Regions from separate parts of the Mus musculus genome. Here region 1 is linked to region 2. The links are chromatin loops, found by intact Hi-C in ENCODE. Cell type or tissue: gastrocnemius. All regions are shown on one strand. Links, peaks and the distances in the headings refer to the core of each region. The heading gives the core; the rest is flanking DNA. Region 1 overlaps Adk (adenosine kinase). Region 2 overlaps Kat6b (K(lysine) acetyltransferase 6B).

Region 1 (4,393 bases), core at 142-4,141, 470 kb after region 2:
GGATATGGGCAGTTATACCAAAGAATTCGACTCGTATAGTTTTTGATTGCGCCTAAATCATCAGTAGAACTACTCTCAAGGTTAAACTTAACAGCAAAGAAAGTAATAGCGACACCGGACAGGGGAAAACAGAACAGCAGTGATTAATTCATGAGAATCAAGAATCCTGAGCTCTAAGTCTGACGAGAGAAGCCCAGAAGAAATCCAGAATGCAAACAAACTTACATTGTTATCCCACCCAAAGGAGGCACATAGGTGGGTGGCACTGGGATCTTTAACAACAGAGTGGTTAAATGCCAGACATGGTGGAGCACGCCTTGAGTCCCAGCACTCAGGAGGCAAAGCCAGGTACAGTATGGATGAGGTCCAGAACGACCAAGGCTGCATAGAAAGACCGAGCCAAAACCAAACCAAACAAAGAGAGTGAAAGCAGACCATCAACGTTTAAAAAGCAGCTAAACTCTGAGGCTCCCTTCTAACATTTGTATGCAATACGGTGGCTGTCCATCCTACAGTACAGACTACAGTGCCTCTATCTACAAAAGATAAACTGACAACAGAAAAATGTTTCAGTAGCAGAAAGGCTAACACAGACTTGGCAAGCTAAACTAGAACTTTCCATTTTATTCTCCTTCTTGGATCTTAGACGGCAAGGAACAATACCATCCTAGATCCAAGGTGATCAAAGAAACAACCAAACATCAACATAAAGAAACATCACTACAAAACTTTTTAACAGTGACTGAGTTGACAAGGCCTACCCCATGCAATTAATGTCATTTAATGTCCCTCTATTAAACAAAAAGGCTAAGATCACCATACATTTGAATGCAACTGCTGAGAAAGAGAAAATCAAATCTAAAAAGTAATGGAAAATTGGAGAAAAATAAGACACCATGGAACAAAAGAGAAAGAAAAAAAAAAACCACTTAGCATTCTCAGAGAAATGCAGGTAAGTACTGCACCCATGAAACAAGAACCAAGTCTATTTTAAATTTAAGGGAGAAAATAAAGTATTTGTTTTTTAAATGTTAAGTCTTTCTCACTCTCTGAATCTTTTAAAATACTACTATTCAATTACTGCATGCATGCATGCTTGTATGCACGAATGTACCATGGCTTACATGTAAAGGTTGAATTCTCTCCTTCCACTGTGTGAGACCTGAAGAATCAACTCAGGTCTCAGGCTTGCAAGCATGAAACTTTACTTGCTGAGACATTTTACCAGGCTACATACTTTGAATATTAATAATACAAAGAAGTATTTAAAAAATTCTCAAAAGTTAAAAAAATATAACATAGATTACTTTGGGATTACATTTATAAAAAATAATCCAAGATGCCCAAATTTTGAAAATATGTTTCTAAAGCACCAAGAGTTAAGAGTAGGGAGATGGCTCCGGGCTAGGAGTGCTTGCTGCTCTTCCAGAGGGCCAGAGTACAGTTCCCACCACCCACAACTCCCACTCTATGGGAGCCAACAGAGGTGCATGCTACTACTTAATATCACACTAGAATATTAGCAGCACCATTAAACGAAAGGAGGAGAATGACAACTGTAAGTACTGGAAATCTAAGAGAGATTAATTAGTACTTACACTTCATATTGTTGAGTTGCTGAAAAAAGATACAAAGAAAACAAGTCAGGCATGTGGGAATATTCTTGCTGTACTCCCACTGCTCAAAAGGCCAAGGTGGGAGGATTGCCAGTTTGAGATCAAGTTTAAGTCAGCCAGGGTTACATAGCAGGTATCCTATCTCCAAACCAACACATAGACACAGACAGACAGACAGGCAGACAGACAGGCAGACAGACAAACAGACACACACACAGACTCTCTCTCTCTCTCTCTCTCTCTCTCTCTCACACACACACACACACACAGACTCTCTCTCTCTCTCTCTCACACACACACACACACATACACACACACAAAGAAGACAAGGAGGAGGAAGCTGATGCCTTAAGAGAGAGTCTGAGAGAAGGAAAAGCATATATGTAATAGAGTGGGCTGAAGGTCAGATTAAGTTATCTAAAAAGAGAATGTTAAAACAAAAATAAGAAAGAGAAGATTAATTCAAAGTAAACAAATTCAGCCATCATCGTGAACAAGCCTCGAAGCAGCCGTCCCTGGAGTGCCAAGAGAGGACCACAGTTCTAACATCACTACTGCAGCCAATGAACCGTGGAGCACAGCTGGGAGGATGGGAAGTTTGGGGCAAGCTTGGGCAACTGAGTTTCCTTTGCCAAGGTGTGGGGTTGGGAGGGAAAAAAACAACCTAGAGCAGAAACCGGCTCAGTGAGGGACTGTATTACACTTCTGAACTAAGGAACTGTGGGTTCATGAGAAGACAGAGCTTTTTATAAAGGGTTCATAAGATAGAGCGTTAAGTCCTGGGGGTTTGTTACAGCTGCAACAGGAAACTAACATACTCTCCCTTGCCAGAGTAGTCAAGTGCTGCCCCCTAGCATTTACACTTCGAGCTACACTATGGAGACCAGATTGATACAGATCCTATGTCATCAAATCCAACCTGCAGAACAAGAAAGCCTTCACACAACTTCTCTGTGATGCAGGGTCCTCATTTCTAACCCTTTGATGGCTTGCTCCATTGAATGCCATGCAGCTGCCATCTCTACAGTTAAAATGGGCAACAGTTTTGCTCAAGTCTCCAAGAGCCAATGCAGTGATGTATCTGAACTCGTTTGAGAGCCTTTGCCAGGGTGTTAATTGCTGTGGTACTGAAGATTGTTCCCCTGTTAACGACGCTTTGGCTTTGATGTTGACCAAAAATTAGAGGTTCAGAGGACTCATGTGCGGCTTAATGATGGGATGTATTCAGAAAAACATATAAGGAGATTTTTGTCACTGTGCAACACTAGAGTTATCTAATCAGAAGGAACAGCCTGCTACAAATCTAGGTGCATGAATTGGCTATCTGCTCCCAGACTATAATCATGCGTAACATATTATACTATTGAATACTGCAGGCAGCTACAATGCAACTGGAGGTATTTATAGAAAAGATACCATAAAAATACAATACGAAAGACAAAATATGGTGCTGTCCTCACCAATGGAGCATGCAACATTGGAAGTTACTGTGAGAGAGACAGTGGGTGAGTTTTGAGTGCTGAGTCAGACACACTGTGTTTTAGAACTGCTTAACACAGCCCACTATGTTACAAAAGCCTTTATTTTCATCTTTAGGTGTGTGTGTGTGTGTGTGTGTGTGTGTGTGTGTGTGTGTTTGCTCATGTGTGGGCATGCAGATATTGCAACATAAGGATGGAGATCAGAAGTCAGCTTGTGGAATATGGTTCTCTGCTTCTGTCATGTGAGTCCCTGTAACTGAACAGGTCACGAGGCTTTGTGGCAAGGGCCTTACCACCTGATGAGCCACCTTTCCAGCCCAATTTATTCTTTTAATAACATTCAGATTACTATCAACTTTTATATTTAATTTTCTTCTTTGTACTAACTTAAGACACAAAATATATTGTACTGCTGTATACAAAATGTTTAATTTCCTTCTGACCTTATTTCATGAGCATTTTCCTACTTTGAATTTCTTGTGAGATGGGGGGGAATAGTCTTTTGCAGTATCTCACACATACGAGGGGAGCCTTCTGCAGCAGAGCCACATCCACAGCTACCTTTTCTTCTATTTTTTTTTTCCCAGTGTACCAAGTGCTTGTTTAGAGGAGACACCCCAGCACTCTCTGCAGAGGGAGTAAGCATGGTAAAAACCCTGCAAGAGGTTCACTGTAGCCCACTACTACTGTAGCCCACTACTACTGTAGACAACTACTGGGCTGAAGCACACATACTCCAAACACCAAGCCAACTGACCAAAGGTTTTTTTGTAAACTGAGAACCGCACTGTATGTGAATAAGCAAGTGCTTGCGTGACAACTGGCAAGATAATCAAACAGCAAAGTGACGTAAGGAGACTTACATCAAACCAACAGAAACGAAATACATACGACTTTTAACTATTTCAAAAGGAGCAGTAAAATGTCAGCACTAGAGAGACCATAAAATGAGACATTTATAATGCAACAGAAATGAGTGGAAACAGCCTCGTATCTCCTACGAGGAAAATTAACTTTATATGTAACATTCAGCAAAGCAAAAATTATTAGCAACATCTCCCCTTTATGCAAATAACTACTTATATTTTGACTTAGTCACATTAAAGACAGTAAACAAATCATCTGCACATCATAACATAAGTACATTCAGAATAATTAAGGTTTCTCAGCATGTTAAACCCCTGCAAACGGTTTCCTATCAGAGTTTAGGATGCAGTCGGTTTTCATTCAGACAACAAGGACTTACTTGCTTCATATCAATGGAAAGTTCAAGCTAATAGGAAAACGAAGAGTGCT
Region 2 (4,393 bases), core at 208-4,207:
CCTGGAGCTGCAGGACTGGACTGTGCCAGCATGGCTCCCATCCTGACAAGGCACTGCAGAAGCATGTGGCCCATCATGGTCTTCCTCATGAAAACCATGGTGTTAGAAACCACATGTACTCCAACGCCTCCTAAGATTAACCACATTTTACTTTGATGCTTCATTAAAAAAAAAAAAAAAAAAAAAAGATTTATTTTTATTTTGTGTGCATTGGTGTTTTGCCTGAAGTGACTGTATCAGATATCCTGAAACTGGAGTTACAGACACTTACAAACTGCCATGTGGGTCCTAGGAATTGAACCCAGGTCCTCTGGAAGAGTAGCCAATGCCCTTAACCCCTGAGCCATCTCTTCAGCCCCTGATGCTTCTTTTTTCTTAAGTTTTTCGAGACAGGGTTTCTCTGTGTAGTCTTGGCTGTCCTGGAACTCACTCTGTAGACCAGGCTGGCCTCGAACTCAGAAATCCGCCTGCCTCTGCCTCCGGAGTGCTGGGATTAAAGGTGTGCGCCACCACGCCCAGCGATGCTTAATTTTAGGAGGAAAAAGGAATATAGTTTTTTTCCTAATTGACCAGAGGGCGTACATGTCTACACAGTATTCCATAATTGGGATCTTCTCCCAGCCCCTGAAGTAGTCAAATCCAAGCTGATACACTCACAGATGGTTAAGGAACTGCCAGAGCACTGCTCTACTTTAGAGCCCAGAGAGGCACCTTCAGGCATCCTCTGTGCTCTACAGAATACACTATGCCCCAAGGTTTGCATTTCTGCCAGTAACAGGTAGATGTATGTGATCCAGGGACAGAGAACCTGACCCTTCTCTACTTGCTAGAAAAGAAGGGTACTTTTGAGGGCAGAAAGGACAAGCCTGGGAAGCAAGGATGGAGAAGTGGGAAGCTTCAGAGAAAAGACATTTCAGCCACTTTTGTGCAGAGGGGGCCAGACCTCCCTCTGCTGGGTCTTCAATCTGGGAAGACTAGGGGAGCTTGATGGTATTATAAAGTCTAAGATCAACCTGGGTAGAATTACACCTTGATACCCTATAAGGAAGGCCTTGAAGTTATGATAAAATCCCAGATTCGCAACAACTCAGCAGGGCCGGGTGTGTCATCAGCAATGAGGAATATATGAAGAGAATCTTTCTTCCCACTTGCGAAATCTGTCTGCGTGCCCCATGAATAGATATTAAAACAAGATGATAGAGGGCATTTTAACATACAGCTTAAAATTCACAGATAAACACCAGATGTCTGGACACCACAGAACTCATCAGGCAGTGACACAAAAAAATAATTCATTTGAAATGAGCCTTGTGAAAAGACCTACAAGGTAAGTAGAGGCAGACTGATGAGTGAGGCACTGCCTGCCCAGGGGAGCAGGGGACTCATAGGTTGAAATAAATTAACCTGAACACACAGACAATGTTTCTGTGCTCTTCTGTCACTAACCCAGGATACCATGGCCAAGTGAGAGAATGCTAATGCATCCATAAAGCCCATCACCGAGACAGCAGAAGACATCTTTTAGGCAGTGCTTGACATGTCATATCGTGAAGGCTCTTTCCAGCTAGTCAGGTCCTGGAGGCTGCTGACCACAAATGGCCTATCAAGTTGAACTTCTGAATAACCAACTAAGAACCATTCCACAACATAATCATTCCTCAGTATGACATATTTCCTCTATCCAACCATTAAGCAGCTGTCCTACGTGGTGACAAATTTTAAGTTACTCACAGCAATCAAGTGGGACAGCACGAGAGTGTGGAAAACCATAAGAATGGGTGCCACTTCCAGTTCTCAGGAGAGCCCACGCAGACTCTGGACTGGGCTGTTTAGTCCCTCTAAGTGTAGAGGTAAGCACCAGCATTACTAATGAGGACAGCACCTTGTGGAATGATTAGGTGTCTGGCTGGAAGGAAAGGCAGTGGTGTATGAGAGCATGCTATAGGTTCTGCAGAGCTGTTTTGCTTCCTTCCTTCTGCTTGCTGGGATTGAACCTAGGGTCTTAGACAAGTGCTTTACCACAGAAATAAAACTCCAGCTGTTAGCCAGGAGTTTTAAACTAACATTGAGGGAAAAAATATCTCAGTATCTGAGAGAAAAAGAGAAGACCAACACAGAAAGATTAACATTTAAAAGCCTTACAGCTGGGGCTGCAACTCAGCAGCAGGGTTTGCTTAGCATGGGTAAGGCCTTCAGGTTGGTACTCAATGGGAAAATAACAAAACAACAACAACAACAGAAGTACTCATAGGGGGGCCCAGTATTACCATTTCATATGCAGGAAACTATGTGTATGTGCATGTAACCTGAGTGGCTTTTATGTGCCGAATCAAAAAGAACAGCCAGTAAAAGAAAACCTTTAAAAACATAAACACAATTTGCATTTATATCTCTGAATAAAATTGGAGGCATAATCTTAAAATCAAATGGTAAGAGCAGAGAAGACACACTCCTCGAATCTCATGGTCTGTCCCTTTTCTTCAGTTAACATGGAGCTGGATTGAATTACTACATTTCACCAGTAGGTGTCGTAACCTGAAACAATACAGACTTCACTGGAGTCTCTCTGAGACTGGGGAGAACAGAAGGGGTATACTGTGTTTAGCTTAAATCCTTTGCTATGAGCTAGGCGTGGCAATGATTGGATTTGGGAAGGTGAGGCAGGAGACTGACTGACTGAGGTCAGGATTTAAGAGTTTGGTCCAGGCAATATACTGAGCATCTCAAAAGGCTCAGGGACAAGTAAAAGGAGTTTGATGCCAGCCTGGGCTACATGGAGAGACAGTTCAAGAAACAGTCAAACAAACAAAATCTCTACTGTGACTTTACTTACTGCATGCACTGCAGTCTAACACTGAATTAGCCACATAGATCTGAAACTGGAGCTTGGTTACAAATACTACTGAACAGAATCATATAAACATGTAACATAGGCTGGTATTGGTACATTCATATTTCACCCTTGACCTGTATAATGTTCTTATATTTCAAACCTATTCTATCACCAAACGATGTCTTTGAACATGTTCTGGGAGGTTTCGCTACAGATCGAGAGCATGAAGCTCTGACAGTGGACACCATGTAGAACGCACACAAACCAAACTCACCACTACTGCCACAATCTGCACAAGACAGGAGTTCTTCTGGTTTCTTTTCACGATTTGACTCTTTAGTCCCCAAACAGAAGCTACATATTGGAATGGGATCGGCACGGGGCTATGAGAAAGAGAAACAAAAACAAAAACCAAAACATAGTGTTAGCCTTCCTTTCAAAATTTAAAACAAATTATTAAATTCAAAGCGTCTTACATATTTCTTAAGGAAACCCTGATAAATTAAACAATCAAAAAGAAAATCAACATTTTCTAATAAAAATCATCATAAGTTATGTGGTAGCAAAGCCGTATCTGAATACATTTAAATGTAGTCATTAGATCCAGAAGTAACTTTTATGAATTCAGTGAATCCTAAGACCTTCAACTATCACAGAGCCTTCAGCAGGAACATTAAGGATTCATCTGTGTTCCCAAGTGTTCCCATAATCTGTATGTACAATAAACTGTTCATCTACTCAGCAACAAAGACTATGGACCTCATCTAGTTAATTAGTGAGATTATTTAACTCAGCTTTATCAAGTGTTGTGATTATTCACCTATTAAATACCGGACATGAAATGCGTGCTTCAGAGAGCCCATGAACAGAGAACGAGCAGGAGCTAAAATTCTGTCGGACTTGAGAAGATCAAAAGACTATTAACAAGACCTCTCTGGCACCAAGGGCTTCAAAGGGAAACCAGGGCACACAGAAGAGATAAACCCTCCATCTCTGACATTCACACTTTATAAAAGAAACAACAAAACATTTGTCTACCCCCTGGCACCCTTTAACTCTCTATGGCAATTGCTTTTAACAATGTGTAAATCTACATACATTCTGCGTCTCCTCGGTTGATTATTACTGCCAGCAGGGCAGACATTTCCAACCATATGAATGCAGTTCACTGTGCCTACAGAGCTACATTATCTTGAACAGCCAAAACTGTATAAAAACTAAAATTTTATTGCACATTCCAAGCCTTCTCACATGTTGTCTGCTAGTTCTTCTCTGAAGCCTTTATATGGAATGTCATGAATCAAAAATTCAGGGCAAGAAAACTCAACATAATCACAAATGTTTTTATATGTAAATCACAAACAAGATTGTGTTAGATCTAATTCTCTAAGTCGACAGCAGCACAGAATAAACCTCGTTTGGGCAACCATTCAATCCCAAATGCCTAATACGTAGCCTGGTTCACAGTAGGCTCTCAAAATATGTTTACTGGTTGAATAAATAAAGAAGCAACTGCCAGTTAAAAAGAAAAATCAGCCACTTCTTTAAGATAATATTTTG

Evidence for each region. A loop is a pair of places that touch in the nucleus more often than their neighbours do. Peaks named below come from ENCODE experiments on the same cell type or tissue, not always from the same donor. Only the 100,000 strongest peaks of a DNase experiment are listed, where the experiment ranks them.
Region 1: a loop joins it to region 2, with 5 times the contacts of the local background. A loop is called at or near these places in 14 of 42 quality-filtered maps.

What each region holds. Positions count from the first base shown.
Region 1 is chr14:21,141,723-21,146,115 of GRCm38, reverse strand. All of the region lies in intron 3 of Adk (adenosine kinase), which reads right to left. Among named protein-coding and RNA genes, the nearest start is that of Adk, 91 kb to the right of the region's middle. In gastrocnemius, for the core only: a CTCF peak has its summit at 2,460; a DNase peak (open chromatin) is centred at 2,463; H3K4me3 peaks cover 285 bases; H3K27ac peaks cover 447 bases.
Region 2 is chr14:21,608,577-21,612,969 of GRCm38, reverse strand. Kat6b (K(lysine) acetyltransferase 6B) reads right to left here. Exons shown (of 17, transcript NM_017479.3): 3 at 3,108-3,216. Among named protein-coding and RNA genes, the nearest start is that of Dupd1, 100 kb to the left of the region's middle. In gastrocnemius, for the core only: a CTCF peak has its summit at 2,518 (motif pointing right); a DNase peak (open chromatin) is centred at 2,595.